Regions from separate parts of the Mus musculus genome. Here all the other regions are linked to region 4. A link is a loop called in an ENCODE intact Hi-C map of the cell type or tissue named here. Cell type or tissue: heart. All regions are shown on one strand. Links, peaks and the distances in the headings refer to the core of each region. The heading gives the core; the rest is flanking DNA. Region 1 overlaps Tgfbr3 (transforming growth factor, beta receptor III). Region 2 overlaps Tgfbr3 (transforming growth factor, beta receptor III). Region 3 has its middle 35 kb from the start of Gm33371. Region 4 overlaps Tgfbr3 (transforming growth factor, beta receptor III). Region 5 overlaps Tgfbr3 (transforming growth factor, beta receptor III). Region 6 overlaps Tgfbr3 (transforming growth factor, beta receptor III). Region 7 overlaps Tgfbr3 (transforming growth factor, beta receptor III).

Evidence for each region. A loop is a pair of places that touch in the nucleus more often than their neighbours do. Peaks named below come from ENCODE experiments on the same cell type or tissue, not always from the same donor. Only the 100,000 strongest peaks of a DNase experiment are listed, where the experiment ranks them.
Region 1: a loop joins it to region 4, with 2.5 times the contacts of the local background. A loop is called at or near these places in 6 of 42 quality-filtered maps.
Region 2: it touches region 4 in a loop (3-fold over the local background); 9 of 42 quality-filtered maps call a loop at or near these places.
Region 3: it touches region 4 in a loop (1.9-fold over the local background); 5 of 42 quality-filtered maps call a loop at or near these places.
Region 5: it touches region 4 in a loop (3-fold over the local background); 12 of 42 quality-filtered maps call a loop at or near these places.
Region 6: it touches region 4 in a loop (2.6-fold over the local background); 6 of 42 quality-filtered maps call a loop at or near these places.
Region 7: a loop joins it to region 4, with 7 times the contacts of the local background. A loop is called at or near these places in 8 of 42 quality-filtered maps.

Annotation. Positions count from the first base shown.
Region 1 is chr5:107,231,823-107,236,275 of GRCm38, reverse strand. The region is part of intron 2 of Tgfbr3 (transforming growth factor, beta receptor III); the gene reads left to right. Among named protein-coding and RNA genes, the nearest start is that of Tgfbr3, 56 kb to the left of the region's middle. In heart, for the core only: no CTCF peak of the experiment used is centred there; a DNase peak (open chromatin) is centred at 2,135; H3K27ac peaks cover 2,514 bases.
Region 2 is chr5:107,166,244-107,170,696 of GRCm38, reverse strand. The region is part of intron 4 of Tgfbr3 (transforming growth factor, beta receptor III); the gene reads left to right. Among named protein-coding and RNA genes, the nearest start is that of Gm42146, 74 kb to the right of the region's middle. In heart, for the core only: no CTCF peak of the experiment used is centred there; DNase peaks (open chromatin) are centred at 2,576 and 3,866; H3K27ac peaks cover 1,252 bases.
Region 3 is chr5:107,008,128-107,012,580 of GRCm38, reverse strand. No RefSeq gene overlaps it. Among named protein-coding and RNA genes, the nearest start is that of Gm33371, 35 kb to the left of the region's middle. In heart, for the core only: a CTCF peak has its summit at 2,437 (motif pointing left); no DNase peak of the experiment used is centred there; H3K27ac peaks cover 1,160 bases.
Region 4 is chr5:107,284,749-107,289,201 of GRCm38, reverse strand. The region is part of intron 1 of Tgfbr3 (transforming growth factor, beta receptor III); the gene reads left to right. Among named protein-coding and RNA genes, the nearest start is that of Tgfbr3, 2.7 kb to the left of the region's middle. In heart, for the core only: a CTCF peak has its summit at 1,814 (motif pointing right); DNase peaks (open chromatin) are centred at 561 and 1,461; H3K4me3 peaks cover 1,836 bases; H3K27ac peaks cover 1,205 bases.
Region 5 is chr5:107,149,252-107,153,704 of GRCm38, reverse strand. It overlaps Tgfbr3 (transforming growth factor, beta receptor III), which reads left to right. Exons shown (of 17, transcript NM_011578.4): 6 at 3,747-3,915. Among named protein-coding and RNA genes, the nearest start is that of Gm42146, 57 kb to the right of the region's middle. In heart, for the core only: no CTCF peak of the experiment used is centred there; DNase peaks (open chromatin) are centred at 2,134 and 2,604.
Region 6 is chr5:107,118,896-107,123,348 of GRCm38, reverse strand. It overlaps Tgfbr3 (transforming growth factor, beta receptor III), which reads left to right. Exons shown (of 17, transcript NM_011578.4): 15 at 1,942-1,989. Among named protein-coding and RNA genes, the nearest start is that of Gm42146, 27 kb to the right of the region's middle. In heart, for the core only: no CTCF peak of the experiment used is centred there; DNase peaks (open chromatin) are centred at 548, 2,058 and 2,508; H3K27ac peaks cover 2,312 bases.
Region 7 is chr5:107,143,927-107,148,379 of GRCm38, reverse strand. Tgfbr3 (transforming growth factor, beta receptor III) reads left to right here. Exons shown (of 17, transcript NM_011578.4): 7 at 207-354. Among named protein-coding and RNA genes, the nearest start is that of Gm42146, 52 kb to the right of the region's middle. In heart, for the core only: no CTCF peak of the experiment used is centred there; a DNase peak (open chromatin) is centred at 2,069; H3K27ac peaks cover 724 bases.

The DNA of each region.
Region 1 (4,453 bases), core at 112-4,111, 53 kb after region 4:
AGCAGCAGGATGCTATTCTGGACAGTGCAGCCAACCGTCTCTCTGGCATCTGTCAGCCAGTAGGCATGTTAATAACAAGTCAGTCGGAGAGAAGCCTGCACTGGTCATAGCTACCTTGCCTTCTGAATGTGGGTCAGAGAGACTGAATAGATACATTCATTCAGTGATCAGGGAGTGGCAGCACCTTTACCCAAACAGGGTGATTTTCAGCTTTTTGATGACACACGCTGTTATTGTTGTAAATAGGACTGGCTGAAAATGTGCCCCTGGGAGTTAAGGCTTTGCTCTCTTCTCTACCACAGATCCTGTCTCCCTGTATCTCTGATCATTCTGTAAGTATCTGTTAAGGGCCAGAGACATACACAGATGCATAGGAAGGAGAGGGTAACTGGGGGTCCTCCTTTGTGTCTCCTCCTTACCAGTCTTTGGCACTGTCCATCAAGGACAGGAAATAGCCATCGGTTCCTTTGGTAAGAGCAGTTTTTAGACAGGTTTGGAAGAGGAAATGAAAACTGTTGAAAAACAGGAGATCTGCGGACAACTGCTAGAGTCTTCTTAGTCCTGTTTCCTGGGAACTCTTTCCCAGTTACCACTGAAAATGGTGGTTTTTTAAGTTTAACTAGCTTGTAGGTGACGCATGCTGGGAATAGAAGCCAGAACCATCCCATGCTATAAACTACCAGCCTGGGTGTGTCTGCCCTGGTTCTGTGCCTCTGGTTGCTGTGATTTGAAACTTCAAATGCTAACTGTGTGCCTAGCACTACACCTCACACCTCCAAGGCCACCCAGGACCTTCCTCTATGGTGGTATAGGGTATGGTGGAGGGGGAGGGACAGAAGCTTTGCTTTGGTAAGGCCTGGTGTTTGCTTGAACCCACAAGTGGACTGCAGGTCTGTGGGGAATCTGAAATACTAACTTCCAGCCATGCTGTGTACAAAATGAAACCAGAAAACAACGAGGCGTGTGTAGAGCAAAAAGGACTGAAAGTGACTGGAAAGATGGCTCAGCAGGTAAAGCAACCGACCTCTGTGCAAGCCTGGTACCCGAGTTTGGCCCCAGATCCCACATGAAGGTGTAAAGGGAGCACTGGAGCCATAGTGTCCCCTGATTGCCAGCTATGCATGTACACACACATGCAATAGTGAAGGATAAAAGAGAGAGAGGCTGAGGATAAGGCTCTGTGGGAAAGTACGTGCTGTGCAAATGTGAGAACCCGAGTTCAGATCGCTAGTACCTCGGGAGATGCCCGGTGGGTGTGGTGGCCCAGTGCTTGGGAGGTTGAGGCAGGACCCTTGGAGCAGGAGGCTAGCTGGACTAGTTGAATCAGAAAGCCCTGGGTTCGAGACAAAGGCCTTGCCTCAACATATAAAGCAAGAGTCACAAGGGAAGACAGCTGACCTCACCTCCACGTTCACATCCACATCCATACGTGTGCATGCACACTTACACACGTGTGAAAAAGGAGGAACTGGGCATCCTGGCAGATGGAGAGGAAGAGGCAGGAGGATTGCTGCAAGTTTGAGGCCAGCCTTTCATTTCTCTGGTACTCATTTTCTTAAACTACAGTTGAGATTTCCTTTTGTTTTCCTGCACCAGAGAGAGAGAGAGAGAGAGAGAGAGAGAGAGAGAGAGAGAGAGAGAGTATCATGCTTGTAATCCAGGCCTGCAGATGGCTGGCAGCTGTATGCCTCAGCGTTTGGAAATAAAAGGAATTTTAGCCCTTCATGAAAGGTAGACATTGAAAAACTCTTTCTCTGCTACGATTCTTATCTTCCCTTTTTGGATTCCCAGCACAAGGAAGTCATTTGCTACAACAAGGATTTGTGGAAACACATTCATTCAAATACAAAAAGAGAAAAACTTGACTAGTGTGTCAAGCAAGCCTTCCCTGTGACAGTGCTGGAATACGAGTTTACATGCCACAGTTTAAAGTTTAAATCATTAGCGACAAGCTCATTGCAGCCACTGGTGAGTGTGTATTTACTGCAAAGGCCCGAGAGATCTAAGCTCACGGCAGCACACATCCCCCTGGTTATCAGTACCATCCTCATGGCTGAGCTGGGGCCCTCGTTCCAGAAAACATACTTCCTTTCGTGTTGGAAATAATCCGCATTTATTTTGACCTTCAGAGGACTCGTGGCCTTGCTGGAGGACATGAGCCAAAATTTATCCTGGCAAGGCCAGAGCTGTTGGAGGCTTGTCTCCACAGGGATTGCATAGAGTGAGCCGTTAGAGGCAGCAGGAGGAAGGTGGCTGAGGTCAAACAGACATTCCTGAACTTTCCGGCCTGAAAATTAAAGGGGTACTTAAGAAAAGCAGTATTTGCAGCCCCTCTCTCTGTGTCTGTCTCTCCATCTCTGTTTCTCTCTGTGTGTCTGTGTCTCTCCATCTCTGTCTCTCTGTCTCTGTCTCTCTGTCTGCCTCTCTATCTCTGTCTTTCTGTTTCTCCGTGTCTCTGTCTTTCTGTCTCTGTCTCTCTGTCTCTCTCTCACCCCTCCCCTTCCCACCCCAGAGTTCCTGTTTGTCTGACTTTGCCAAGGTTAGAGTGTTCTTTGTAGCTGACCTTGGTAGGAAGAGGACATCGAATCTCATTTGTCACTGTGGATTAATGCCTGTAATTCTCTAAAGTTTGTCAAGTGCAGATCTCAGAAGATGGATCACATGACTTTTGAGCAGTATTCCTTGGTTGTAAAAATGTTGTTAGCTGAGGATGCAGCTTATGCCAGTCTTTGCCTAGCGTGTGTGCAAGGTCCCAGTTGGGGAGATATTTTAATCCATCAGGTGCTGTTGCGTAAGCACAAGTCCTCAAGTTCCGTTTCCAGAATCCATGTGGAAAGTCAGGCATGATGTGCATGCTTGTTCCCTGTCCCCATGCTGGGGAGACAGACACAGGTAGATTCCTGGGGCTCACTGGCCTGACAGCCTAGCCCGATGGTGAGCCCATGGTCCCAAAGAGACATTCTGTCTCAAAAAACGAAACAAAGCAAACCAAACCAATAACAACAAAACCCCAAACAAGATGAATGGCTCCTGAGGAATAATATCCAGGTTTGACCCCTGGTCTCTCTTCTCATGCACACATATATGCATACATTCACACACACACACATCCCCCAAGTTTGATCCCCAACATGGGCAAAATATGAATAAATGAATAAGCCCTTATAAAAGTACCGTCAGACTGTTAGGTGGCTGGAGATGACTGTCATGGTGTCTTCCCTCCAACCTCACCTCAGCTGAGACAGCGACCAAAGCGCAAGGCAGAATTCAAAGGACTGCTCTTACTGCAAAGCCAATGTGCTAACTAGAGGCTGCGTGGCGAGTGTGAGAATCCTTAGCTAGACCAGAGTCTCTTGTGACGCTGAACCACAGTTAGCATCTGTTATATTTCTAGCTGTTTTAGAAACAGGAGATGCTGAGGCGCTAGATAAATCACACGTGGTAACATTAAGACATTTGTTTTACTAAGAATATCCATTATGTGAGAACAATTAAAAATGATCATTTTAGAGTCAAGCTCTCAGTTTGATTTGGGGGAGGGGTAAGTATTTTATATCATACTTACATGAAGAATATGGATACTGATGGTCTTAAATACTTCATGTCACTGTTGATGTTTACTGTGCCGGTGAAGAGTTTCATCTGAGCCCAGTAAATGGGAACCACATTCTGTAATGATTTTCAGAACATAAGGTGAAAGAGGTTCCATAAAATACTCAGGTGGGCTGAGTGATGAGATGAACATCTGCTAGGGCTGGGACGATAGCTCAGTGGTAGAGTGTTTCCCTCGCATTCACAAGGCCCTGGGTACAATACTCAGTACAACCAAAAAGGAAAAATAATAGGGAGATAGATAAATAGATAGATAGATAGATAGATAGATAGATAGATAGATAGAAGATGATCATTTAATCCAGGACAAAGGATTCTGACCTTATAGCTGTGTGCCAGCCACCTTGGTTGTCTGTGTGTTTTCTTAACTACACAGGAAGAATGTTAACAAGTCTAGGTATAAAAGAATACACTATGCAATGTGTGTTCAGCCCAACTTCATGCCCAGTGCAGGTGAGAGGGCAGGATGATAAGAGTCTGCAGGCGAGAGCTAGAGAGGTGATCCCCGGAACCCACAGAAGGACTGTTCCATCACTCAGAGGCAGGAGCAGATCCCTGGGGCAAGCTGGCTAGAAGGTTAGCTGTAGAGCTCTGGGCGCAACCCAACCGAAAGACCCTGTCTCAATGAACACCGTGAACAATCAAGGAAGACTTCCGTGTCAATCTTGGGACTCCACATTCATATGTGCATGTGCACATGTGTGCCCCACATGTGTGACTACACATACATTATGCATGCATGATACACATATATGCATGTCCAGTGCATGCACACACACACACACACACACACACACACACACAAACAGAGGAAGAAGTTTGCAGGACTGGTTATGTGTAG
Region 2 (4,453 bases), core at 133-4,132, 120 kb after region 4:
TACAGAGCATGAGGGAAAATCCACCAATCACAGCACTGACCACCTATGTGACAAAACAGAGAGAATATAACAAGATTGACAGGATATAGAGAAATCAAAAGATTCATACTTTGCTGGTGGGAATATAACAGTCCTTCATACCCAAGGTTCCTGCCCACAAATGTCCAAAACAAAGTTACTTGTAACAGCAAACAGCCACAGAAACAACCCAGACGTCCATCACCTGATAGGTAAAAGCAATGCAAGAGCCATACTATCTTTTGACTGTGAAGTTTCATGTGATACAAAAGGCTGCATATTATATGGTTCTGTTTGCCTGAAATTCCCAGGTTACGATCTATAGAGACTAGAAGCCATGGCCAGGGGCATGTGGGGGATGGGAGGGTGTGGACTCACTACTGACCACTGTGTGAGGTTTCATAGAAGACAACTGTAGAGGAAGTGTGTAGTGGTGAGCATAGAACATGCTGATAATATATTAAAAGCATTGAACTGAAAAAAATGTGATAACTCTGGTATATTACTTAAAGCCTATATCGCTGGTACGTCATCCCTAAAACTGCTAGGAAACAAATCTGCTGCAGTCTTCTTTGCTGGGATCAGTGCAAGAGCTGGGGGTGTTGCTCTGTGGTAGAGGGGTGATTTGGTGTATGCACAGCCCTGGGTTCCGAGCACATCTGGACTGACAGTGTCACTCAGTGAACAGGACTCAGGCAGTGCTGGGAGCTGAGCCAGGACCTCGTGTACCCTGAGCATGGACTCAGGTGCTAAATAAACTACAGTCTCCGCTCCAAACTAGATTTCCTAAAATCTAGCATATTTTTACTTTACTCCTTGTCCCTAACTGTGGTGGGGTTTTTTTGTTTGTTTTCATCTTGTGGGCAACAAGGTGGCTCAGGGGGTTAAAGACACCTGATGTACAAGGATCTGCACGGAATTTGATCCCTAAAACTCACAGAAGGTGAGTGGCAAGAGCTAAGGCCACAGAGTTGTCCTCTGACTTTCATACATGTGTCTTGCCCTACTAATGATTATTATTCTGTTGTTGTAAGTGATTATTGTGCTATTAAATGTCACTTATAAATATTCTACATATCATTATAATTACTATTAGTAGGGTCATTTAAAACCTCACTTTTATATTATATATAAATATTATATATGATACATACATATTATACACACACATGCATACATATATACATATATATAAAACATAATTATTAATGTTAGGGTCATTTCAAGCCTTGCTTTGTATGCCAAACCCAAGTTCTTTTCCCCCTTCAAGCTCATAATCTACATAAGAAATTTTCAAGATGAGAGCCTGGCAGCCTCATGTTGTGATATGTTCCTGAAATCCCAGCACTTTGGAGGCAGAAGTAAAAAGATCCAGAATTCCTGGCCAGGCTGCCTCATAGTGAGATCTTGTCTTTAAAAGTAAAATAATAAAATAACAACAACAATAATAAATTTAAATGAGAAAGAGAGAGACAGACAGGTACAGACAGACAGGCCCTAGTGACTGATTCTTAACAGCATAAAGTGTCTGGTCTGGCCTATCCATTTGAGAGTTAGCTGTTTTGTAGTCTACTTAAAGCGGGGAAATGAGGATGCCTAAGACTAGGAAAGTCTCCGGGAAGAAGCGGCTGCTTCCAGTGTTATACTCTATGGGTTTCTGTCCTGTGATTTCTTTTTTCCCAGCCATTTTATCATTAAATCAGGAAAGAAATGTGGATATCTTTGGCAGCCAGATGGGGATAGGACAGGGCAGATGTTGGTCTCACAGCACAGTGACCAGGGTTTGACATATAAAAATGCAGGTTTCTAGTTCAAGTTGAGTTTCAGATAAATAAATTTGCTTAAGTATGCCTGTGCAATATTTTAGACATAATTACACTAACAAAATCCATACATTCTTTAGCTACAGTTCAAGTTTAATTTGGTGTCCTGTATTTTTTTCTGGTAACCCAGGTTTTTGTTTTTGGCTTAATCTCCCCAGCATGGGTTCTAGTTCTGGCTCCAGCACTAAGGAGTTGTGCATCAGGGCGCATGGTTGTGCTACCCCGGGCTCAGTTCCCCCATCACAGATAAAGACTTTGGATTATTTGGATTAAGCTGATCTTCCGAGTTCCCTCAAGTTTTTTTTTTTTTTTTTTTTTAACTCTTATGCTTTGATAATGCGGCTGCTAGATAACTATATCCTAATTTAATTGGAAACAGAAGATAGCAATATGAACCCTGCCCTCCTCAGCAAATCTGAGTAAATACCAAGGCATGGCAGTTGGAATAAGTGAGGAAAACCGAACTTTATTCTTTGGCTTTGGCTTAAAAACAAATCAAAACTTAATCCTAATGAAAAATGTAAATTAATACCAGGAACACACTGAATATTTAAAAAACAGCTCTGCGTGTCCAAAGAAGGGGGAAGGGTGACTGAAAAATCCTTATTGCCAAAATCTGGCTTACTCCTTTTCCTTAAACTGGAGGGGGCGGGGAGGCCAAGTATTTTGGACCTCTGCCACCAAACCACAGGCAGTTCTCTGATTTGCACTGCATTTTGGATGCCTGACAAGACTCGGTGAAAACAAGTGCTATTTGTTTTCCTGTGCCTAGTATTTAACTGGAAATCAAAAGGCTAAATTTCCAATCAGTTGTTAAGCAGCCCCAGATGTGAGCTCAGGGCCGCACTGGGGGGAGTCAGCCTAATAAGGCGCATGCGCCACCTAACAGGACACATGCGCAGCTGTTACCTTTCCAAGCCAAGCAATGTGTAACCGAGGGTTAGTGTGTCCAAAAATGCTCTGGGAATAACTCAGTCAAGCTTGCATGTGGAGGAGGGAACTTAAAAATAAACAAATTGAAAAAACTCCTGGGTTCTATGGTTTTGCATTAAAAAACAAAATCTTTCTAACATCCTTTGGCAGCTCTGCCCCATACTTGAGAGCCCACAAAGTTAGCAAACCTTCTATGATGTCCTTCGTATGAACTGTTCACCGATTCAGCATCCGTTTTTTCTGCCCGAGTGCTTGAGGAAAATGACCCAGGGATTGACAGGGAAGGGTGAGTCACCTACGTTCAGAGAGCTTTCTACCGCTCGCTCGCAGAGCTAGCTAGAAAATTGGGAGTTGAGGTTCAGTGTAAAAATGTACCGTTGTTTAGATCCCAGAAGTTGGAGAAAATGAGACTTGCCCTCTTGCCTGTGCAGACGAGGTAGCAGCTTCCGGGAGGTGGACTCTGAGGAGCATGTAGGCAGATGGCTTAGGGAACTGTAAACAAACGGAGCTTCCCACCAGGCTAGAGGTGTCACCCCTGTGTCCTAGGGACCTGACTGCACCATTCAGTGAAGTCTTTCCCCAAATAAATTCTCTCTTGAAGGCAGATTAAATAAACACTTCCAGATTCGTGGTGGTTCTTTTCAGTATCTCTGGCCGAATGACTCACTGTGTCCCGAGGAGATTCCAAGTGGTTGTGTACCATGCGTTTCTTCTCAAGAGGCCGCTTATCTGTTGGTTTTGTGGCTTGTCCCTCAGAGATGTAATTATATGGGGATTGAGCCTTTCAGGAGCTGGGGTCAGTCAACTACCATATTTCCTAGAATTGAGTTTCTGCCCCTTTGTGGTAAGAGAGCCTCTCCTAAATGTCACTGTGGCACTTAGAACGTTGGAGAGAGTCCAGTTTCAGCTGGTAAACCTGGTCCAGAGAGGGCTTGTAGAAGCTTTTGTCCTGACAGGTTGGGGAGGGTGGTGACTGCAGCGTAGATGAGTGGCCCAGAGCCCTGGTTTGCCCTCTTGTAGTTTCCTAAGCGAGACATCCTGTCCAGGAGGACTCACCCAGTGTGGACTTTTCCTGGCTCTACTTGGTGTGTTGTGTCATGTCTGTGTGTAGGCACGGCCCCAGCCCTGTGAAGGCCTCGCTTTCATTCAACAAATTGAGGTTAAACAAACTTGAGTACACTGAACAGAAGATTGGTTTTCCTTGCATAGTCCAAGGAGGTTCTTTAGAGCTCTGGAATAAAGCTAATCTGGTGACGTAATGCATCTGCCCTTCCCAGGCACCGGCATTGATGTCAAAGGTTAATCTCTGGGGCTGTGGGTAACATAGTGGACAACCTCCGGAGAGCTATTTGGTAAGAAAAAATGAGTGTTTTGTTAAGGGAAGTTACAGAATGTTTTATTTTCATATAATGAGAGGAGAGGAAAAACTCTCCCAGGAGGCTCTGGGATGCTGATGTGAAACTTTTAGGCTGTGCCTGGGTGCAGATGGTGATGTTGTGGGACAGCTCCCAAAGCTACCTCACAACCCGTTTCAGGGAATGGCTGCAGCATGGCTCAGCTCCTTTCTGGGTACACACAAACTGTCCACTTTGCTTGAGACAATGTAGGTTTTGCATCTCCGATCCTTGTCATCTAGTTTTCTGGCTTAGAAATCATCTTATCGTGGGATAGAATCTGTA
Region 3 (4,453 bases), core at 133-4,132, 280 kb after region 4:
ATTCTGCCTGTGGACTCTGTGCTGTGCTCCCTCCCTCTCGCGCTGTGCCTTGCTGTCATTCCTTGGCCGCCAGGCAGCTTGGAGTCAGAGCCTGCTTTTCCACTTCAGAGCAGCGAATGACTGTGGGTGTGACTCTGGCGTGACACTGACAGGTCTGTTTCTGAACATTACCTGCATCAGGGAATTTAAACGTGTGCTTTTCCATAGGGCTGAAGACTGGGATGCTAGGAACCTCTAGTGCCAGGGCAAGGCCTGGAGGAAGTAACTTCTGCCCTAAACCGGGCTCTGTGAGGCTGGCTTCCTTCTACACTAGGCTTTGAGAGCACCAGGTGCTGGCCTGTACTGGCAAGGCTCTGACCACAGCCCAAGTCCTGAGCTCCAAACCCAGGACCTGCCTGCTTCCGGGCCTTCACTCCAGCTGCGCAGGGTCTGGCTTTCGTCAGCCCCTCTCACCTCTGAACATCAGTGCCTTCAGGCTCCCTATGACTGGTTTAATTTCATTGTCTTGCACAGACCAGCTCAGCAGAGCTATCATCTTTTCTCTAACTTCCTCAAGTAAAATGCATCTTCTCTGTCTTGTTGCAGAGCTGAGATCCCTGCTTGGTAATGGGCTCTGTGTGGATTGTGGAAGACAGTTGTACTATCTGAGCATCTGTGATACACACACACACACACACACACACACACACACACACACACACACCCTGCCACAGTAGACCGCCCCTTTTCAACTCCCCCAGGGCTGCTGGTGTTGTCTGACTCTTAAGAGGCAGGATTAGAAGAGGAAACTGGTGGCAGTTTTTCCAATTCCTTTTGTTTGTATTTGTTTCTTTAACTTCTGATAGAGCTGTTAGAAAAGAATACCACACAGGAGAGAAACCATGATACCTCCCTGGCCCGACTCTGCAGTGAGACCCAGTTCAGGGGAGGAGAACATTGGCTTTGCTCATAGCTCTTTAAAATGAATTATTTAATATTCTCGGGTGTTTGTCTGGCACTGTGTGCCTGCCTGGTGCCAGGAGAGTCCAGAAGCAGGTGTTGGATCCCCTGGGACTGGAGTTACAGAGGGCTGTGAGCGATGGTGTGGTTCCTGGATCTCAAACGCAGATCTCAAGAGCAGTCAGCACTTGTAACCGCTGACCCATCTCTCCAGCCTTGCTCAAAGGCTCGGACCCTGTAGGACTGAATCTCCTGGCACTGGTGTCTCATGCTCTGACATATGATGCAGGGGTTGGTCCATGTGGGGGAGGGGATTTCTGCCACAACCTGAGGTTCCTCTCTCAGTTACCTGCTTCCCCCAATGGTCTCCACTGTCTCATAAAATGCAGTGGATTATTATTATTATTATTATTATTATTATTATTGTTGTTGTTGTTGTTGTTGTTATTAATCATCTTGTCATTGTTTTATGAGACAGGCTGTCACACTGCAACCCAGGTTGGTCTGGACATCAGCATCAGACTTTGGTAATCTTGACGATTATCTTGTCTCAGGCTGCTAAATACTTGGATTACAAACAAGAACATCCACACCCTACTTTGTTCATTTGTGTCAACCTCCTGCTTCAGCCTTCCAAGTGCTAGGATTGAAGGCCTTGAGCAGGATCACCGTACCTAGCAGAAGAGGGAGGCTGTTTTTTTTTTTCTCTTCACAGTGGTGGGAGTTAAACCCAAACCCTCATGGATACCAGGCAAGCATTCTACCTCCTCGCCATACACAGCCCATTTGAAACACTGTTTCTACTATATCTCAGAGCTTTGTATATTAGACTTCCCTCATTTTGACACGGTTTGATGCCTGACTTTCAAGCTGGCTACTAACAGTTCTGCTGTGGTAGCATCTAGGGACTCAGACCCTATCTGCCTTTCCTGAGGCTGGTTCAGACCATGGTGACTAGGACTGGGCTGGTATCTTGGACATGACAGGAGAACCTGGAGGATACCGTAGGGCTTGTCTGTCAGAGGTCAAGGTTCCTCACTTGCTGGTGGTCCTGTCTAGGCCACTTGCTTCATCCCTTGGAAGCTGTCATGTTTGTTTTCCTGCCCCACCCAGGAAGGGAGAAATGGTTGACCTCCCAGACACACCGTTACTTCCTCCAAGGAGCCTGCCCATTGCAGAATTAATTTCACACAAAACCTCACTTATTTTCTTACACTCTGAAGGCAGACACGTTGACAGGATGATCTCTATTTTGTTCCTGATTGTGTATTTGTGGTTAGAACTTGGGTTTTGTGCAACAGAGAGAGAGGGAACCCTCTCTCTGCTCTAGAAACAAACACAGAATCTGCCCAGTAGTGAGCACGTATGGAAATGCACAGTGGAATGGCCACCTGGTAGCTGGCTTTTTTTTTTTTTCATTTTATTTTTATTTTATATACAACCATCAGTCATTCCAGTCCCAGGGGAGATCCGACACCCTCTTCTGTCCTCGTTGGGCATTGCATGCACATGGTGCACAGAGGTGCCTGTAGGCAAAGCAAACATCCACACATAAATAAAAACAATAAATATGACAGGGGGAGAGAGACACACACAGAAACAAAGACAGAGAGAGACAGAGAGAGTTGTACATACCAGACAGGCCTGAGGCAGTCTGGTCCCAGGAAGCTCAGAGGCCACACATGGTGTAATTCAGGCTGGCCTCCAACTTAGGATCCTCCTGCCTCAGCACCCCATGTTCTGGAGCTATTGGCATACACCATCACACCCAGTAATAAATCTAAGAAGCAACAGCTGAGTGCCTACTATGTGCCAACCACCCTACCGAGTGCTCCACAGACATTTCATGTAAGTTCTCACAACGTGTGTCAAGTGAGGAAAGCGGTACCAATTTCTACTCAGAAAACATAAGCCAGGTATGAAAATTCAAATTTTTCTAATTAAATTTTATTTTAAAGTATACAACTCAGTATTGACATTTTTTAAGTTATCAAAATAGTTTTATAATAGTTAAATGCCTCTTAAATATACATATCTTCTGCCGCTAAAAGTAATATGCACTCAGTAGTTTTTAAAGTCTAATTGGAACATTAAACATGATAGAAGTAGAAAAAGATCTCTTATGAAGACCTCTATGAAAGGAAATTGTGTAAAGTTCCTAATTAGACAGAAACCATTTCATCTCTGAGGGAGAATATGCAGCGTAACTGTGGCTTCATAGAATAAACTGGGTAGTGTTCCTTCTGTTTCTATTTTATGGAATAGTTTGAATAGTATTGGTATTTAGGTCTTCTTTGAAGGTCTGATAGAATTCTGCATTAAAACCATCTATCTGGTCCTGGGCTTTTTTCAGTTGGGAGACTTTTAATGATGGGACTGTTTACATGATTTATCTGATCCTGCTTTAACTTTGGTATTTGGTATCTGTCTAGAAAATTGTCCATTTCCTCCAGGTTTTCCAGTTTTGTTGAATATAGGCTTTTGTAGTGGGATCTGATGATTTTTAAAAAATTTCCTCGGTTTCCATTGTTGTGTCTTCCTTTTTGTTTCTGATTTTATTAATTTGGGTACTGTCTCTGTGCCCTCTGGTTAGTCTGGCTAAGGGTTTATCTATCTTGTTGATTTCCTCAGAGAACTAGCAGCTCCTGGTTTGGTTGACTCTTTGTATAGTTCTTTTTGTTTCCACTTGGTTGAGTTCAGCCCTGAGTTTGACTATTTCCTGTCTGTCATCTACCACTCTTGGGTGAGTTTGCTTCCTTTTGCTCTAGAGCTTTTAGGAGTGCTGTCAAGCTGCTAGTGTGTGCTCCCTCTAGTTTCTTTTTGGAGGCTCTCAGAGCTATGAGTTTTCCTTTTAGGACAGCTTTCATTGTGTCCCATAAGTTTTGGTAAGATGTGCTTGCATTTTCATTAAATTCTAAAAAGTCTTTATTTTCTTTCTTTATTTCTTCCTTGACCGATTTATCATTGAGTAGAGAGTTGTTCAGATACCATGTATATGTAGGCTTTATGTTGTTTTTCTTGGTATTTAAGACCAGCCTTAGTCCATGGTGATCGGATAGGATGCATGGGATTATTTCAATCTTCTTGTATCTGATGAGACCTGTTTTGTGACTGATTATATGGTCAGTTTTGGAGAAGGTGCAATGAGGTGCTGAGAAAAAGGTATATCCTTTTGTTTTAGGATAAAATATTCTGTAGATATCTGTTAAATCCATTTGTTTTATAACTTCTGTTAGTTTCACTGTGTCTCTGTTTAGTTTCTGTTTCCAGGATCTGCCCATTGATGAGAGTGGGGTGTTATTATTATTGTGTGTGATGCAATGTGTGCTTTGAGCTTTAATAAAGTTTCTTTTATGAATGTGGGTGCCCTTGCATTTGGAGCATAGATGTTCAGAATTGAGAGTTCTTCTTGGTAGATTTTACCCTTGATGAGTATGAAGTGTCCTTTCTTATCCTTTTTGATAACTTTTGGTTGAAAGTTGATTTTATTCAATATTAGAATAGTTACTCCAGC
Region 4 (4,453 bases), core at 252-4,251:
CGGTGCCTGCTTTGCGGGGTTGCTCTGGCCATCCAGGACCCCGAGGCTGGGACCTGGCTTTGGTCCCGCAGGGTTGACGCTGAGCGGAACCGGGATCCGCTGCGGTCCCGGGTGGGCAGCGCCGGGGAGGAGTTCCCCACACCCGCTTTCGCTCTTCCTCTCCACGGTTTCCTAGTCCCGTGCGGGGCTGCAGGCCACTGCGCTCCTGGCGCGTGACAGCGTGGGTGGGCACTCGACCATGATGGGTAGCAGAGGCCGCGGCCGCGGGACTCGCGCGCCAACGCCAGTCCTGGGTCCCCGCTGGCCGCGCCCTGGCTCGGGGAGTCAGTCCCGAAAACGCTGTGAAGGACGCTCCCGGGTTAACCTTGTGGCGCTCCCGCTGATGGTAGAGGCTCCCTACGATTTGTGAACTTGGTTGGGACAAACTTGAAACTCTTGGATGTTGCTAGAGGAATCCGCTTGTAGAGTTGGGCTTATTGGGGCATTTGTCCCACCTTCCCGCACCGGATAGGAGTGCAGACAGCTGGAGTGACAAGCCGCAAGTATCACGGCTTAGGTGTTGGTGCAAACAGTTGCCCTACTCGCTAACCGTGAACTGGGAGGACACGGTCCCCCAAGGTGGCTGTGCGGTTTGGAGGAGTGCACAGATGTTTCTGACTGGGACCGTGCGGAGCGCAGCACAGGTGTTAGCGCCTCGTGCTGCGCCCTGCTGTGACAGGAGAGCCGCGAGGATAGGCATCCCGTGAGTGTCAGACTGAGATAAAGAACCAGCCAATTTAAAATTTCTTCTTTCTTCGAAGAAGTGAGCGGTTTGGGAGGGTACCAACACGCAAAAAAACCCATATCGGGATCCTTTAATATCCAGGGAATGGCCCTTTAGATTGTAGCGGGTAATTTTAGGGAGAGCTCAGCAGGTCCTTTTGGGGTACTAAAACGGGAATATATTGATCCCTCCCTGTATGTCAGTATCTCCAGCAACTCCAGCTAGTTCCTGTCAGGGCTTAAAGACTACGTCAACTCTGGTTCAAAGTGATTTTAGTGGACCCATTTTACAGATCATATATGCTAGACTCCAGCAGCTAGAGGCAAAGTTACTTGTCCAAGGTCACATAGAGCTTTCTGTTACTTTTAACCCAAGAGCTGCCTCGGTCAGTCATGGCGGAAAGTGTGGTAAGATCCATGGGCCCTAAGTCCTTGGCCCTCTGTTCTCACCCAGCTTCCTGTCTGAGTTGAATACATCTTTTGAAACACAGATACAAATTATCTGTGATTAATTTAGAGGATCATATACGTATGTACTTTGCAGGAGCCAGAATCCAGCTTCTCTGAGTCTGGGTCCAAATAATTATAAATAGAACTCTGACTCGTGTTAATTTCAATCTTTATTCTTCATTACTTTTATTAATCCACCAGACATTGTTGATCAAGGCCGCTTGGCTTCCTTAGGAAACAGCTTGAGGCTGGCACAGGAGGCAGGGAAATAATTCTTACCCCCTGAAGGGCTATTAAAGACGACTTGATTTCATGCCATTGTCTCAGCAAGAGGATGTTGCTCTGTTTCTTGATGTTCTCTGCTTTTGGCTTTAATTCTGCATTGTTTAGCATTTCAAGGCTTAGGCATACTTTTTTCTCTTGACATTGTTGTCAGCTTTAAACGTCCCCTATTGTGATGGAATCTGGCCACCCCACACCACCTTTGCTTAACTGTTGATTAAGATATGTACATTAAAAAACAATAAAGTCATCAACTGAGTTTTGAACCCCAGCACTTCAAAGGCCTATGCCTTGAGAAATTCATTGTTATTTTAAACACTAGCCAGCAGGGGGCGCACAGCATATTATTGATGTCCTGCTGACATCTAGACCTGTTTGTACTGTGTGTAGCATATATTTCAGAAATGGAAATTATTGTAGCTTTATCTAGTACAGTAACTAAGTTGCTTTACGATTAATTCCAACTGGTTAAAAGTGGGATGATCTTGAGTTCCGGGCCTGAATGTTAAATGTGTGTCTAGAACCTGTAGTGACTAGGTAAATATTTAAATACAAATCACAGGGTTCCCCCCCCCTCCTTCTAGTTTGCTTTTCCTTGAGAGGTATGTCTGTAAGATTTTGTGTTGTTTGAATAGCACTTTAGGTTATTTAGAAGTGGCAATCTAAAGAGATTCATTTGAGAGTCCTTTAGTAATGACTCCCATTGTCTCATTTATAAAACTGAATGCACGAACTCATTCTTGAGGAGGCTGACGGACTCAGTACTGTCATCATCATCTTTCATTAGCATTTTCCTCATGTAAGGGAGCCCGTTATCCTGTGTCCCTTTTATAGAGCTGAACATGCTGCAGACATTTTTGTTTTTTGTTTTGTTTTGTTTTGTTTTTTTGTTTGTTTGTTTTGGTTTTTCGAGACAGAGTTTCTCTGTAGCCCTGGCTGTCCTGGAACTCACTCTGTAGACCAGGCTGGCCTCAAACTCAGAAATCCGCCTCCCTCTGCCTCCCAAGTGCTGGGATTAAAGGCATGTGCCACCACTGCCCGACAGACATGTATGTTTTAATTCAGTGTGAGTTCCCTCATCAAAAGTGTTTGGGGGTGCCGGGCACTCAGGAAGCAGAGGCAGGAGGATCTCTGTGAGTTGGAGGCCAGCCTGCTCTGCAGAGCCAGTTCTAGGACAGCCAGGGCTACACGCACAGTGAAACCTTGTCTCAAAAAAATAAAATGCTTGTGAGTAAAAGGGCTTTGGATTTGTTCAGACTTTGGAATATCTGATGTGCATAATGATCTCCTGGGAGAGGGAACTGGGTCTAAACATAATTTGTGTGCAATATATATCTGAAAACATAAAGGTAGTTTCGTACAATGTTTTTAGTGTATCTGTGTCTTGAGTTCAGCTAGTTATATGACATCGGGTGGAATTTTCCACTTGTCAGCCTTGTGCTGAAAAAGTTATAGATTTGGAGACGCTTTGGATGTTAGATTTTGGGTCAGGGGTGTTCAATTTGTATGTCAATAGTTCAAAGCCATATTCTGCATGAGTACAGGTATCTGGTGTGTCTAGGCATCCGAGGTCCCTATTTTAAATAATGATTTTAATAGCTATTTCAGTCAGTTCCTTAAACTGTCAAACATTGCATTTTTCCACATTAAAAAATCTTTTAACTAGTTTTTGAAATTTACGTAACTGGTTAGGTTCATGGTTTTAGAGATTTTTAACTTAGATGTTCTCTTTCACTGCCTTAGGAGAGTGGCCAGTTAAGAATGTGAGGGTGAGCATAGATTATAAGAATAACTACTATTCCTATTATTTTGAAGTGCTAGGGTTTGAGTCAAGGGTCTTATGCATACGAGGCGAGCACCAGGTCTCTGAGCTACACTCCCACACCCCGAAAGTTATCCCTACAGGAGCATCGGTGAGTAAGAGATTCCGTGAGGTGTCTGCATCAGTAGAACACACACACCTGGCACAGGAAGTTCTTTGGTTTCCCTGTCTTCAGTCTCAAGTGTGAAGTGTTAGCAATGCTTCTTTGCAGCATTTTGTAAAAACGCAAACTGTTGCTAATTTGTTCAGTTTCTAGTCAGGCTGAAATAAACCAAACACCACTTGGAAAAACTGCTAAAATGATCTGGGTCCATTTTCTGGGCTCTGGATTTCTTGTTGTTATAGCCTTTGAAATCACACATTTACTTGTTAATTGACTTACTTGCTCCATTTACAAAGTCCTTGCTAAGGTTTAACATGTATTTCTAAGCGTGCCTGCTCTCCTCCTCAGCCTCCCCCCCCGCCCCCCCCCCCCGAAACCTTAGGGAGAGGTCCAGTTATTTGGATCTCCAGATCTCTCAGCCAAGAAATGTAATATTTTGGGTTTGACTCAGCATTTGTATAAATTCTCTTTGGGGCTACTCTTGTGGGCCTTATTTTACAGTTTTTCCTTAATTTTTTTCGGACGAAAGATGGAGATTTAAATAGGCTAACAACTACTTATAAGGCTTGTATTTAAGAAGGAAAGACTGGAGGAGAGCCCCAGAAACACATCTGTAGGCCACCCTAATGCACCTGCCAATGAGTATTGTATAGGGTGTGCATATGTGCATTAGTGTGCACAGTATTGCTATCTGGTATTTGTGTCAGCAACTGCTGTGTGTTGAAATTTCTTTCAGCCAAGCGTAGTGGACCATACCTCTCACTTCAGCCCTTGGGAGGTAGAGGCAGGAAAATCAGGAATTCCAAATCAGCTTACAATCCATAGTGAGTCTGAAGCCAGCCTGGGCTACATGGACCCTGTCATGGGAAAAAAAAATCCCCCAAAACAAAAACAAAAAACAAAAGCTTTTCCAAATCTGGGGAAAGGACTCTAAGTGATGTGTAAATGTGAGCAAGTTTCATTTTTATTTCAAATTTAATGTCAGATTGTCACCAGAATAATCATTGAAATTAAGTTAGATTAGTACCAAACTT
Region 5 (4,453 bases), core at 165-4,164, 140 kb after region 4:
AGACCATTTTAAGTTCTGTGCCTTGCAGAAAGGTAAAATTTCCAACAACTCAATTTTGAAAGCCTGTTTGCTAAAAGCATTTTAAAATCAGTTTTAGTTGGGAATATTTGGGACTCCACCCACCTTCAAAAGTCAACGGGACCTGCTGACATCAGCTGTGTAAATAGTACTGCTCTTCTGCTGCTCCCTTGAATCTGACAGTCGGCTGTCACTTCTTCCCTAGATGTCATGCGGGGGTTAGGGGCTTTTGAATGCTTGGTCCCCCATCTTGGGTCTGGGCTGGTTGAAAGTAAAAATGGGCCATCATTGGTGTGTAAAGGTGAGTCACTATTGATGTGTAAAGGTAAGCCACCATTGGTGTGTAAAGTAAGCCACCATTGGTGTGTAAATGGTGAGTCACCATTGGTGTGTTGACTACATGCAGATACATATCAGGAGTTGTCACATGTCCAAGAAGGGGGCATTGTTTCTGTTATTCTATACAGAGTTTAGGGGAGGGGTAAGTGGGTGTACTCTGATCCACATTACTAGAAAGTGGGAGAGCCGGTTCTCAACTGTAGACTTCCTCACTCCTGTGTCTAACGCTGTGACCTGATGTTGTGCTTAAAGTCTTAGCCTCGTAAGCACATGCCCAGAATGAAAGTGAGCTGCTGATCAGAACGTGCCCACTGACCTGAGGAGGGTTTTAGAGGAGAATGGGGTTTGAACAGCCTAAGTTTGTTCCTAGATTCTTGTGGTAGTCAGGCCTCATCGTGCCAAAGAGATTTTTAAACATATCTTAATAAAGGCTGTAAGCCAAGCACCCTGTCTTTCTGAAGCAGAATCTAGTAGCATGAAGGGATGGAGGGATAACAGTTCTTGGATTGTTAGAACAAGGAAATTTGGGGTGGAAGCATGTGGAATGTTGGACCCTGTTTCCTTGACAGTGTGTATAGCACAGATGTCACCTGCCCCTAGGATCTGCAACACTCAAGTAACCGAGCTCCACCGAGAAGAAGCACAAGTAAAACATCTGATGCCCAGTCAAGTAAAAACTGGTCGGCTCCTTGAGTATCCCTAGCATCCCCTAAAACTTGACTCCAGCCATCAGTTGGGTCCAAGTCACTGGTCCATGTCACAGAAGGGAACAGTCTCGGGGAGAGAGGAACACTACTGTTCTGTTCAACTTGTAGACCCCGAACAACGTTAACAACGATCACCTTGCATCAGGGTGACTGATTAGCTTTCCAAATAGGGACCCTAGCCACGAGTGTCTCCTTGCTCAAACCGCACTGGTTCTGAGAGTGTGACGACCGACCGTGTCAGGAACATCACTGTTACTGAGCACCTTGTTGGAAATACCATCTGTGGCTCAGTCCTGGCCAGCTAAATTAGAAACGGGGATGGGGTCAGCAAAGTGTGTTTCCATGAGCCATCCAGGTGCTGGTACTTACTATCGACAGAGTGAAGGAGCGGAGTGAAAGCTGCTGGCTCTAATCTGAGCACCATGTCTTAGAGCATAGGCCTTCACGGCAGGAAATGGAGCCTTTGCATGACTTCCAAGGCTCATTGCTGCTCTCACCATCCCTACCAAGCTTAAGAGGTTTCTACCTGCAGATCACCTGCCTGTGGTTCCCTTTCTACTTGGCACTTGGTATAAGTTTTTACACCAACCATGTGGAAAGGCACTTGAGCTGAGAGACTCCGTGCCATAAAATGTGATCAGCTCCTTCAGCTTGGTTGCAGTGGCATGTGGGACTGGAACCCTTAATAATCACAGCTTTTAGACAGTTAAACTTTCCCGAGCAGCTCACCAACCTGGGGAAATCTTTGTCTATTTGTCTCAAATTTTACATCGTCGTTAGTGGACTCAAGAAGCCTATACGGTGTGTCTATTATGTGCCAGCTGCATGCTGGGTGCACCTGGGTAGGAACTGCAAGCCACAGTCCCAGGAGGGTCCTAGTCTCTTGAGTCTTCTGGCCCATATACATCTCCTGATTCTCAATTAGATTTCAGCCCTGCAGCCTGATATCATTTTCTGTCTTGTGAACTGGGTGGGGGTTGGGGGAGGCATCACAGGGCTGCAGCTGTGAAGTACACATTCTTCATCTGCACATCTGGAAAAGCCCTTAGCAGATGTGGAGGAGGGCCGCTCCAAAGCCTGAATTGTTAAGCTGTGGGCTGTTTCCTTGGAGGAGGTTTGCAAAAAAGAATGCAGGGTGCTTGAGCCAATGCTCTCTTGCAGCAATCACACAAGCAGGGGCCATATTAACTACTGTAGTGCCGCCTGCTCTGAGGTGCTCTGGGGATATTGCAGTGGTTGGAGCTGCGGTGCCAGAGTGTGAGTTGTGCAGGGTTGGGGAGGGCAGTGTCAGCCCAGCCTTAGAATCTTAAAAGCTCATCCCCTGTTTTTAGGTGAGGCTTCCATGTGGAGGTGAACCCCCAGCACCCCGTCGTTAAAATTTAAAAGACACAAGCCTGTCTCACCAAAATGCCAGGTCTGGTTCATTCCCCTTCTGAAAATCTGGCTTCCCCTAAAACTTCCTGGACACCGGTCCCAGTTGTCACTGTGCCAGCAACTTCACTCGGGTTCTGCTTAAACATTTAAGCCACAAGATGGAAATCCCATCAGGTGTAGTGCTCTGTAAACAGCATGTGTCACGGGGGAGTGTCTTCAGAGTCTTGGGGCTGGGATATCTTTTCCCTTGTGGAAGTGGTGAGCAGTCCTCAGGCAGTGGTATTTATAAAAGCACCGTGAAAGTGGGAAAAAGATCTGCGGGCCAGAGAACCAATAGCTACTTGTATCAAAGCTGCAAGTGCCCAAGGAGAAGCCTATAGGATTAAAAATGGATTCAATGTTGCCAGTGCTCATGAAAATACTGGCTAGGTCGGGACCTTCTGGTAGACAGATGACAGTCTTAAGTCTGCAGCCCAGGGGAGGAGCTGTGGTCTAGGCGCACAGGAGTGAGTGAGGTTATCTATAGAAAATAGACAAAGGGAGGATTGAGATTCTGAGTCTTGATTATTTAGCCTAACATAGGTTTCCAGCTGCATACATTTCCCTGTATATGCCATGATGTCATTTTTTTTTCTCATAGCTGTATATCTTTGTTGCTGTTTTGTTTTTTGAGATAAGGTCTGTAGTCCAGGCTGCCCTCAGACTTGCTATGTAGCTAAGGATGCTTGTAAATTTCTAATTTTCCTCGCTTCCACCTCCTGAGTGCTGAGATTACAGGTGTACGCTGCAGAACCTTTTACACGATACTGAATATGGACCCCAGGGCATATTGCACGCTAGGCAAACATGTTACCAACGGATCTACACTCCCCAGCTCAGGGCTGGGAGTCTTGGGCTTGGCTGACATTAACTACAGAGCCTCAGAAAGGAAAGATGTCCGTGTCCCACATGATCCCCTGAATCAGATTCTGAGGGACAGAGTCCTAAGAGGTGGTTCTGTCCTGGATCAAAGACAGAGGACCACTCTAGTGAAAAAGAGTAGGACACAGCAGGGGTCAGAGGAGATGAACAGGGGCAAGAAAGGAGTGGGTGTAGGCAAAGAAGAAGCCACTAGCACTGGCCAGCAGAAGGCCCCTGGTAGCCAAGGTAGAAGGCATGGCTGAGCAGTAGCCGAGGCCACAGATGAGGACCCTTTGGGCTCGTGGCTTCTGGTTCAGACTTAGCCTCGGTCACACTACCACCTCTTTCCTTCCCTCCTGGTCCCATAAACTCCCCGATTTGACCCCAGTGCCCTGTCTTTACTTTCAGATCAAGTGTTCCCTCCCACGTGTAACATAGGGAAAAATTTTCTCTCGCTCAATTACCTTGCGGAGTACCTTCAACCCAAAGCCGCCGAAGGTTGTGTCCTGGCCAGTCAGCCCCACGAGAAGGAAGTGCATATCATTGAGTTAATCTCCCCCAACTCCAATCCTTACAGGTGAGCACGCCTGTGCACTCAAGTGCACCCATGTCTGCATGTATGTACATGTGTGTGTGCGTATGTGTGTGTTATAACCTGAGAAGAGATGAAAGTAAAGATCTGTTCTCCCCTGATATGAGGGTGAGAGCGGGGAGCAGCTCACTTTATTTGGAGAGAGGGAAGCAGCCATGCTTCAGGCAGGCGTGGATCACAGAAGAGGAGGACGGCACTCAGCATGGTGACGTGGTTTGCATTATCACCTGGTTGTAAAGATATATATGCCAGAGAGTTCTTGAAGCCCCTTCTTAACTTCTGGGTTTAATTTTTAAGATAATGGTTCTCCTTTGCTATCTCCTTTGACGGACATCATCACTGTTGAAACAGTGATGTAATTAGAGTTACAGAGTAGCCTTATTATCTACCACAGTTACCATTTTAATATGCCTCTTTTGATTCGGTTATATGTATAATATCCTCAGAGTACGTATGCACCGTGTGTCTGTGTGTCTGTGTGTCTATGTGTCTGTGTGTGTCTGTGTCTATGTCTATGTGCGTG
Region 6 (4,453 bases), core at 123-4,122, 170 kb after region 4:
GGCCAGCTTGCATAATTTTGGTCTAAACTCCACAAATTCTTTTTTGTCAGAGTTGTTTTGCTATGAATGAAAAGTGTGTCTTTATTGAATGAAGGAGCTGAAACGGAGAGACACTGAGCACAGACCATGTTTAAACTCTGAAGAGAAAGGTGGAGCCTGAACCACAGGTTCTTCACCCTTTTTCTAGGAAAGGCAGAGAGATAATACATTTGGTTTGGGACATATCCAGCCCTTGCCTCAAGTGCTCAGATCATAGGGCACTGTGCTTATGGAACAAACTTGAATTTCATGTAATTTTCACCTCATGCAATATTCTTCTTCTTTTGCTTTCTTTAAATAAATCATTTCAAATTGCAATTTCCCATCCCAGGCCACAGTGTCGGCACCCTGGTTTAAGCCCATCTCACTGTGGAGAGCAACAAGCCCTGTGTAACAGCAGTTACTAAGTAACAGTAGTTACTAAGGCAGGACTTCCCCAGCTGAGGGCAAGGACTTGCACTCCTCTGTAGCCTGGAGGCAAGAGTCAGAAATTGTGGCTCAGCCCTTGGCCCTGATGCTTCCCAGCTGTGATCTTGGGCAGGTCACAGGATATCAGAGTCTCAGACCACACTCATTTGTAAAGTAGTAATTGCAAATTCTTTCTCTGCCTGCCTCAACAGGGTTTAGCATCATATAAAACCTCTCGGATCTGTGGCCTTCTACGACTGCGAAGCTACAGAATTATTGACGCACCTAAACTTTTTGTCATCTTATTTCTTGTTTCCACCATTTTCCAAAAGGGTGTCAGCATTTTAAGCACCTGTCACCAGGCACCTCTAGAAGTCCAAGTCCCAGCTTCTCCTGAAGGCTGGACAAAAAGAAACGCTGGGAACCTCCACACTGCCTGGCACTCTAGCGTGTTAGGATGCAGCCCATGTAACAGGAAAGGGGGATGAGCAATGTGGAGAGACCAGGGCCAGCACAGCAGGAATTAGTTTATAAGTGTAATTGAATGAGCCTGTGCAAACCTTAAAGAAGGAGGAGCCACCAGCGTCAGGACCTGGGAAAGGAGAGGAGATACTATGTTTCATTGGAAGCAGACCGCACTTGTTTTTCTATGTATACAAAGGAGAGTCCCTGGGGGTCTCGGGAGTTCACTGTGAGGGGACCCAGTAGGAGAAAACATTTGGAATATGCTGAGAAGAGAATGAATCTGGTAACACCAATAGCGAAGCCAAACCTAACCGTGTGGTTAAGTAGAGAAGTTACAACAGCAGTAGATGGTGGTGGTGGTTGTTTTTATGAGACAGGGTCTCACTATGTGGTACTGGCTGTCCTGAAACCCTGGTCTCTATGTAGACCAGGCTTAGCCTCGAACACACCTGCCTCTACCTCCTGAGTGCTAGGATTAAAGACACCTGCCGCTATGCCCAGCTGAAAGCTGTAAATTATTAAGAGAATGTTTAAAAGCGGGAACAGTGTTGTGACTGTATTGGAGATGCACGGTTTTTGTCGGTATTGAACCCTTGTATAGATAATGAGATGAATACATGCGCGCAGTCAGACTCAGAGCCCTTAGATTCGGGTGCCTTTGGCTTTCCTTCTCTGTAATCTCTCATTAGCAAACTACAGTGCCTAACTTTTCTGAGATGGACTTTTGATATGTAAAGAGGAATACTGGTAGCGGTTTCACAAAGTATTTATTAAGATGGGGCTGGAGAGATGGCGCAGCAGTTAAGAGAGCTGGGTGCCCTTCTAGAGAACCAGAGGTTAGCACCCAGCACCCAAGTCAGGTGGCCCACAACTTATAATTCTAGCTCCAGGGAATCCAATACTAGCCTCCAGTAGCACCCCCATAGGATTACACACACACACACAAACAAATAGAAAAACGTCTGCTCTGCTGAGCCCGATGATCCCTTACGTCAGTGGAATGCATTGTGACTTATGCTTTTGTTTCAGAAAATGTTCCAAACATGAAGGAGTCCAGTCCGGTTCCTCCTCCTCCACGTAAGTCTTTATGCAACTATTTCCAGGCAAAGCCTCTGGCCTTTTCTAAGAATGTGCTGGTTCGGGAAGAAGTCGTGCCAAGCTGAGCTGATAAGGAGTACTGGGCAGTCCTGCCCACTTCCTCTTCCTTTCCTCTCATGCGTTCCTTTTCCCTTCCCCTGTCCTTCCTTCACCCCCCTCCCTTCCTATTCCTGCGGTCTCTACCTTCGCTGCATGAAAACCTTAATTTGCTGACCCACTGACACATGTAGCCAGAGTGGGAAGGCTACAGCCTCACTTTACCAAGTTAATTATTTGTGGGTTTTTTGTTTTTTCCCTGTCATCCAATCTGGAGTGTTTGCTTCAAATTCTGCCTGTGGTGGTTACCTGCTGAGAGGAACTCAGCACCACACATTCAAGACTATTTTTAGGTCAAGGGATGGAGAGAGCTAGGGAGAGTAAGAGCATACCGGTGTTCAGCACCATTGGTACAGGGCAATGAGTTGGGAGTCATGTAGGTGGTTATCATTTTGTATATTATTGAAGTGAGTTTCCATGGTTATCATTGGCACAGAAGCAGGACTCCACCTTGGCGTCTTGCCATCCACCCAGAGTTCTAGATGATATGTCCCTGTGAGGATAGTCTGTATTGTTTTCTTCCTGGAGACTCCCAGGACTTGTTCCCATTGCTGACCGCAAGACATACATAGTATTCTTTTCTTTAACTTTCTTTTTTTTTTCTTTTCTTTATTTTTTTAATTTTTATTTTTTGGTTTGTTGTTTTTTTGTTTTTTTTTCGAGACAGGGTTTCTCTGTGTGGCCCTGGCTATCCTGGAACTCACTCTGTAGACCAGGCTGGCCTCAAACTCAGAGATTCGCCCATCTCTGTCTCAAGAGTGCTTTATACAAATCACTCTTTATAGTACTTTTATAGAAAGCCCTTTTTATGTTCTTCTAAGTGACTTATTTCCAGGAGATTATGGAATAATGGAGAACCACAAACTCAGTAACAGACCCACTGGGCTTATTTTCATAAGTGACATCTCTGTCTTTGGAATTTCAGGATGTTTTTACTAAAAGACTTAGGAGCACGCTATCTTTGCATTTGTAGGCATAACCCTAACCCTGATGGTTCAGCACCTCTTTGTATCTGTCCCATGGACTAGATTAAGCTTCGTGGCCTGAAGGGTTGACCTGCCATTGTAACTTCCACCAGGCTCTTCCTGGTTTCTCGTTCTGTGTTCCTTCCCAGGACTGCCTCTCTGTCAGACTGACTCATCTTGTGTCACCTCCTGCCTCTGGTGGGTGGAGACACCCTCCTTATTCCAGAATGTAAATGAACACACCAGCAGGCATGCAGCTGGAAGAGCTTGGGTCCTTCGGGACGCCTTCCATAGGGCAATACTAAACAAAAGCCTTCGAATGGCTTTGGGTACTCAGGGGCCACCTTTGCCTATGGCTGAATCTTTTGTGTTGGTATGAGTTCAAAAGCGCAGAGGTTTCATTTCTAGAGCTTTCAGTTAGGGTTGCTTCTGAATGGAGTAAAAGAAGAAATTGTGACACGGAGAAAACTTGTACCTTCAATTTAAAAAAATTACACACACACTAACGTGTCTGTGTGTGTATGTGTGTGTATATATTAAGACAGACTTTTATCTTACCAAACACTTCTTTACAAACTAGTCCTAACTCAAAGATACTTAGTCTTGAATGAAAGAAAATATCCAATTTCTGAGAGCTGAAGTCAATTTCAAACAAACAAAAAAAAAAAACCAACTTTGCCAAGTAGAGGAACAATTAGTTCTTTTACATGTTTTGCTGACTGTAAAACTGACGTGGCACCCACGAGAAGTAATTTTCTTCACAGAAAGAGCAGAGTTGGAAAGGCGTCAAAGAGCAGGTTGTTTAGAGCGAGGCTGCTCATGAGGATTAAGGCTGGGGCTTACTGTGAACTCTGAGGTGTGTTCTAATGCACAAGAATAATTCATTCTGTTCTGTTCTCTTCCCCTCTCATCTTTCTGACTCTATAAGTGTTCTCAAAAACACTTCAGAGTCCGCTAAGGCTACGGTGAGCCTCATTGCTTACAACCACCCAAGGAAGAAGCAACAAGGCTGATTTTGATAGTGGGAAGTTTACTTTTTTTTAAAAGATGGGGTCTCACTGTGTAGCTTCGGTTGGCCTGGAGCTCACTGTATAGACGGGGCTGGTCGTGAACTCATCTTGATCTGCCTGCTCTGTATCCCGAGTGCCGGGACTAAGGCCGTGCACTCCTGGTTCTTTACCGTCTAAAGTATTGTAACTTGTGACTTTTCACGTTACCGAGGTTCTCAGACCACAGATTTAAAGTATCACGGCATTTATAAATCTTATTTTTTAAAATGACATTTTGGGGGGCTGGGGAGGTGGCTCAGTGATTAAGAGCACTTGTTGCTCTTGCAGATGACCCCAGTTGGGTCCCGAGCACCCTCACGGTGGCCCGTACCC
Region 7 (4,453 bases), core at 236-4,235, 140 kb after region 4:
CAGCTAATTAGCATCAGGCCTGCGATCCTATTGTTATGTAAACCCGTTTTGTTCAGCGTGCAACAGCAATCTGTTTTGCACATGTCATTTGCCTGGGATCCACGCCAGCATTTTAATCAACTGGCCAGACACTGGAAACACGAGGCTTGGAGCAGTGGCAGCCTTCTGGCTCCGGTCTTGACTTTGCCTTTGGTTTTCACACACAGCACCTTCCAGGTGGATATAATAATTGACATACGACCTGCTCGAGAGGATCCTGAGGTGGTCAAAAACCTCGTCCTGATCTTGAAGTGCAAAAAATCTGTCAACTGGGTGATCAAGTCTTTTGACGTCAAGGGAAACTTGAAAGTTATTGTAAGTTGGTTGCTCATTTCTTGGTCTTGTTAAACAGCAATAACTTAAACTGTGGTTGTGTGTGTTATTTTTGCAAAGGTTCTGCCTCTTTGAACTTTCTAAGCTCTCTGTTAGTTTTCACTCTGCAGCCTATACTTGGTTTCTTCTGCTGGACAGTCAATGTCATGGCTAAAACATGGCCCTAGGGAACATTGTGGACTTGGGTTTGAGTCTTGGCTCTATTACTTAAAAATTATGGCCTTGGACAAGTTCTTAAAGCTCTCTGAACTCCAGTTACCTCATTATGAAAGTTCTGACATGAGTTAGTGTACTTTCTAGTCTTAGTAAACATGAAGCAATGAACATTTTCATGTCTGCATATTCTTTAGGGGGTCAGTGTCACAGTCTGGAACCAGGTGCATAGGGAGGAAGGAAAACCAAGCTGACCCCAGCCCATGCTGTAGACTTCCCTGTTGAGATAAATATGTGATGTTGGGTGAATCTGGCTTGCATCCAACTTCCAGGAGTAATACTCTGACAGAAAAGTAACTCTGGGCTCTGTGTGTATATGGAGGGGGTGGGGAGTGAGGGTGGCATGGGATGGGATGGGATGGGATGGGATGGGATGGGATGGGATGGGATGGGGGTTGGTACTCACTCAGTAAATGACTTTATCCTGCAAGCTGTAATCCCAGGGCTGGAGTGTGGAAGACAAAAGAACCCTGTGAGCTCAGTTGCTGTCCATTCAGCCTAGCTGGCTTGGTGAGCTCCTGGTTCAGTGAGAGAAGCAGATAAAGATTCAAGAAAACACCTGATGTTGACTTCCCACCTCCACAAACACATATGTGCACCCTGCTCACACACATGTATATGCACTACACATGATCCTTTCATGGTAACCAGCTTACCTCTAACATAGCTTCCCAAAGCTTCTGTGAGGGGCCTTGCAGGCTGACAGGCTAAGGCAAAGGTTCATGTTGAAAAGTTGATGAAAGTTTGGTAAAACCAAGCTCATCTCAGATATAATTAGGGGGAAAAAACAACCCGATTTGGCATAATATTGGAGCAAAGTGTGGTGTGTGTGTGTGTGTGTGTGTGTGAGAGAGAGAGAGAGAGAGAGAGAGAGAGATCTCCTTGGCATCTCTTTTGTAAGAGTCAAATTTTTAATGTGTGTTAATTGACCATCTTTGTTAACAGCTAAAATGGATTGTAGATGTTTGGAATTTAGGAGAGTCGAGTTGTGTTGGTTCAGCATTCCTCTGCCCACTGCACCTTCCATGTGATCTCTGTCCTTTTGCTCACAGCACCTTCCATGTGATCAGCAGTGAGCAAAACCAACAGTTCCCTACAAGTCCAGTCACTTAGGTGAGCTCCCAGAGGAGCAGACAAAGCCAGGAGCACATCTTAATTTAAAATGCTTTTTCCTTGTTCCTAGGGATTTTTATATTATTATTATTATTAATTTACTTCGACTTTGAAACAGTCCAAATAATCCATCAAATGTAGTAGTGATGCATGAGGCTGGTACTGAGTGCAAAGCCTTGCCGTGATTTTCCAAGGTCACAGATATTTTGATTGCCTTCCCTTGGCATGGCGTAAGGGGTGGTGGCGACCTGGAGTGTCTGCTGCCTTTGCTGCCTGGCACGCCGGCCAACTGTTTTTAGTTTCAGAATAACAAAAACAGGAAAGGGAATCATGCCTTGAAAGGCAGAAAACATGCGGTGCACTTTAACTCCCTGCTGGAGTTTGTATGTACTTAGCTCTGACTGGCGGCTCTGCTGTCCCTGCATGCACGTGCCTGGACCACAGTGGTCCTGGGCTTTGCTTGAATGTCCCTGTCTGTCAGAGGAATCAGAGAGACTAAGAAAGACGAGGAATAAGATCGGCCATCATCCCAAACAAGATCTGTTTATATTCCTCTCTCTGGCTGCACTCCTGTTCCAGGCCAGTCCTGGACAATACATGACAACATTGCTAAACAATTAGGTAATGTTTCATGATGATCTTTTATTCCCCAGTCAGTTTCAGGCTCTTTGACTTCTAACTCCCTGTCCCAGATGTGAGCTGTGCTATGAGGAACAGGTACATGCTAAGACAAAAGTTTAGGTTGCAGCTTAGGAAGAGAGAAATGGTCTTCCCTTTACAGACAATATGGTTACATGTGAAGAGTAAAGGACTCTGACTCAACCACACAAAGCTAGATTCAGGTACCATCTCCAGCTGCCAGTTCATGGCGGACAGTACGACTGAACATGGTGTAACTGTGAAATGGGACAGTGACAGCACTCACTCATTGTGGGGTTTAGCTAAGCTCATTCAACCACCCAGCAAGTACTTGTTAAGGGCATATGGGGTCTTTTTAAAGCACACAGGTACATGGAGCATTCTCAGCTCCGTGTGTTACCCAGTCTGTGCATCACAGCTTCTTTCTCACTAGTGGAGCAATGGTAGAACCTAGCTCCTGTATTAAAGGAAGACTAACTTAGGAAAATACATGTGAAGGTCTATCACAGACCTGTTGTACAAAGACTCACCTTTCTTCCATAAGCACTCCCTTGAAGAATTTGTCCACAGGAAACTCAAAGGGCTTCATTAACCAAGGTGAAAACAGGAGAGCTACCAAAGTTCATAAGACCCTGAAAGAGTAATGCCAGCAGCACACCCGCATGGCTGTGTGTGGGTTTGTTAGAGGCACAGCATAGGCGGCAGTGGGAAGTGATCAGAGAGATAGGAAGGCTATGCAACAAGATCAGCAGCAACACTGCAGTGTGGCTCTGGCCCCTTCCGCAGGTCCTCCCTGTGGACGTGGCCCAGTCACTTCTACAGCAGGGAGAACCTCAGAACAGAAAAGAGGAGGAGGCTTCTTAGAGGCTTCCTCTTATGGGCCAGAGAGATGGCTAAGTGGGTAAAGGCACCTGCTGCCTAATCTAAGGACCAGAGCTTTGTCCCTGGTATGCACTTGGTGGAAGGAGAGGGCCAGCTCCTGCAAATGGTCCTTCAAGCTCCACATGTGCACACACACACACACACAAGGATGAAATCATAATAAACTTAAAAGCTAAGTTTTCTCTTGTATTCTTTGATGGAGCCTACTCTTAGAAACGATGCTAGTTTAAAGGCCCAGTGTGCAGATCCTCAGCACACTATTCTCCGTTAAGCCCTTCTCTTCACCATTGTTTCAAAGGCATGGGGGTGGGGGGGGGGGAGGCAGAGCCCCTTCCACCCAACCCAGCTACTAGTTCACAAAATGGGGCTGAAGATAATGGTGGTGGTATTAGGGGAAACGTCCTTTGAGCACCCCCTTAGCTGCACTACGTTGGGAAAGTCTGGAGAGTCCTAGGAACACAGAAATGAGGGATTTACTCAATGCTGAGAACCAGCTTGCCTCCCGTCATCCTGCTGCTCTCCTAGTGCAGAGTGATGTCTGATCTTTTCAGTTCCAAGCCACAATTAACGTGAATCACACAGACAGCTCCTGTGTTTAATGTGGAAAGGCGTGAAGAGATTATTCTGTCCTGGTGCAGCAGAACAGGTGGCCATTGCGATGATGAGATTCTGGAAATACGGTATTTTCTCAGCTGTCTGACAACATGAAAGTCTAGGGCAGATGAGGCCAGGCAGTATTGTTTAGGCCAAGGTTGCGGTTCCAGCCAGTCAAAACACATGCTGCTTTGAAGGGCTGGGAGATGCTGCACCTCAGCAGGCTGGCTGAGTGAAGCTCTGAGAGCTGCTGGCTCTTACTACTTCAGCCCCGATTCCTCTTTATCTCATTCCATTTTCAATCCCATTTCCCTCTCTCTCCCTCCCCCTTCTCCCTATCTCTTTCTTTCTCTTCTTTTCTTTCGCTCTCTCCCTTTCTCTCTCCCTTTCCTTCGCCTACAGCCCTCTCTTTCCTTCTCTCCCTTCCTCTCTCCCTCTCTCTTCCCTTCTCTCTCTCTTCTTCTTCTCCTTCTTCCTTTAGGAGTTTCCTCTGAATGTGAGTAAGAGCTAATGCCTGTCGGTCTATAACCTGGCTTACAGATGGTGGCAGGATTCAGTTCTCACTCCCTTTTCTTTGCATGCATATGCAAAGTCGTGACTGGCCAGTCATGGCAGGTTGGTCCCTAGATCAGCTCTTTGG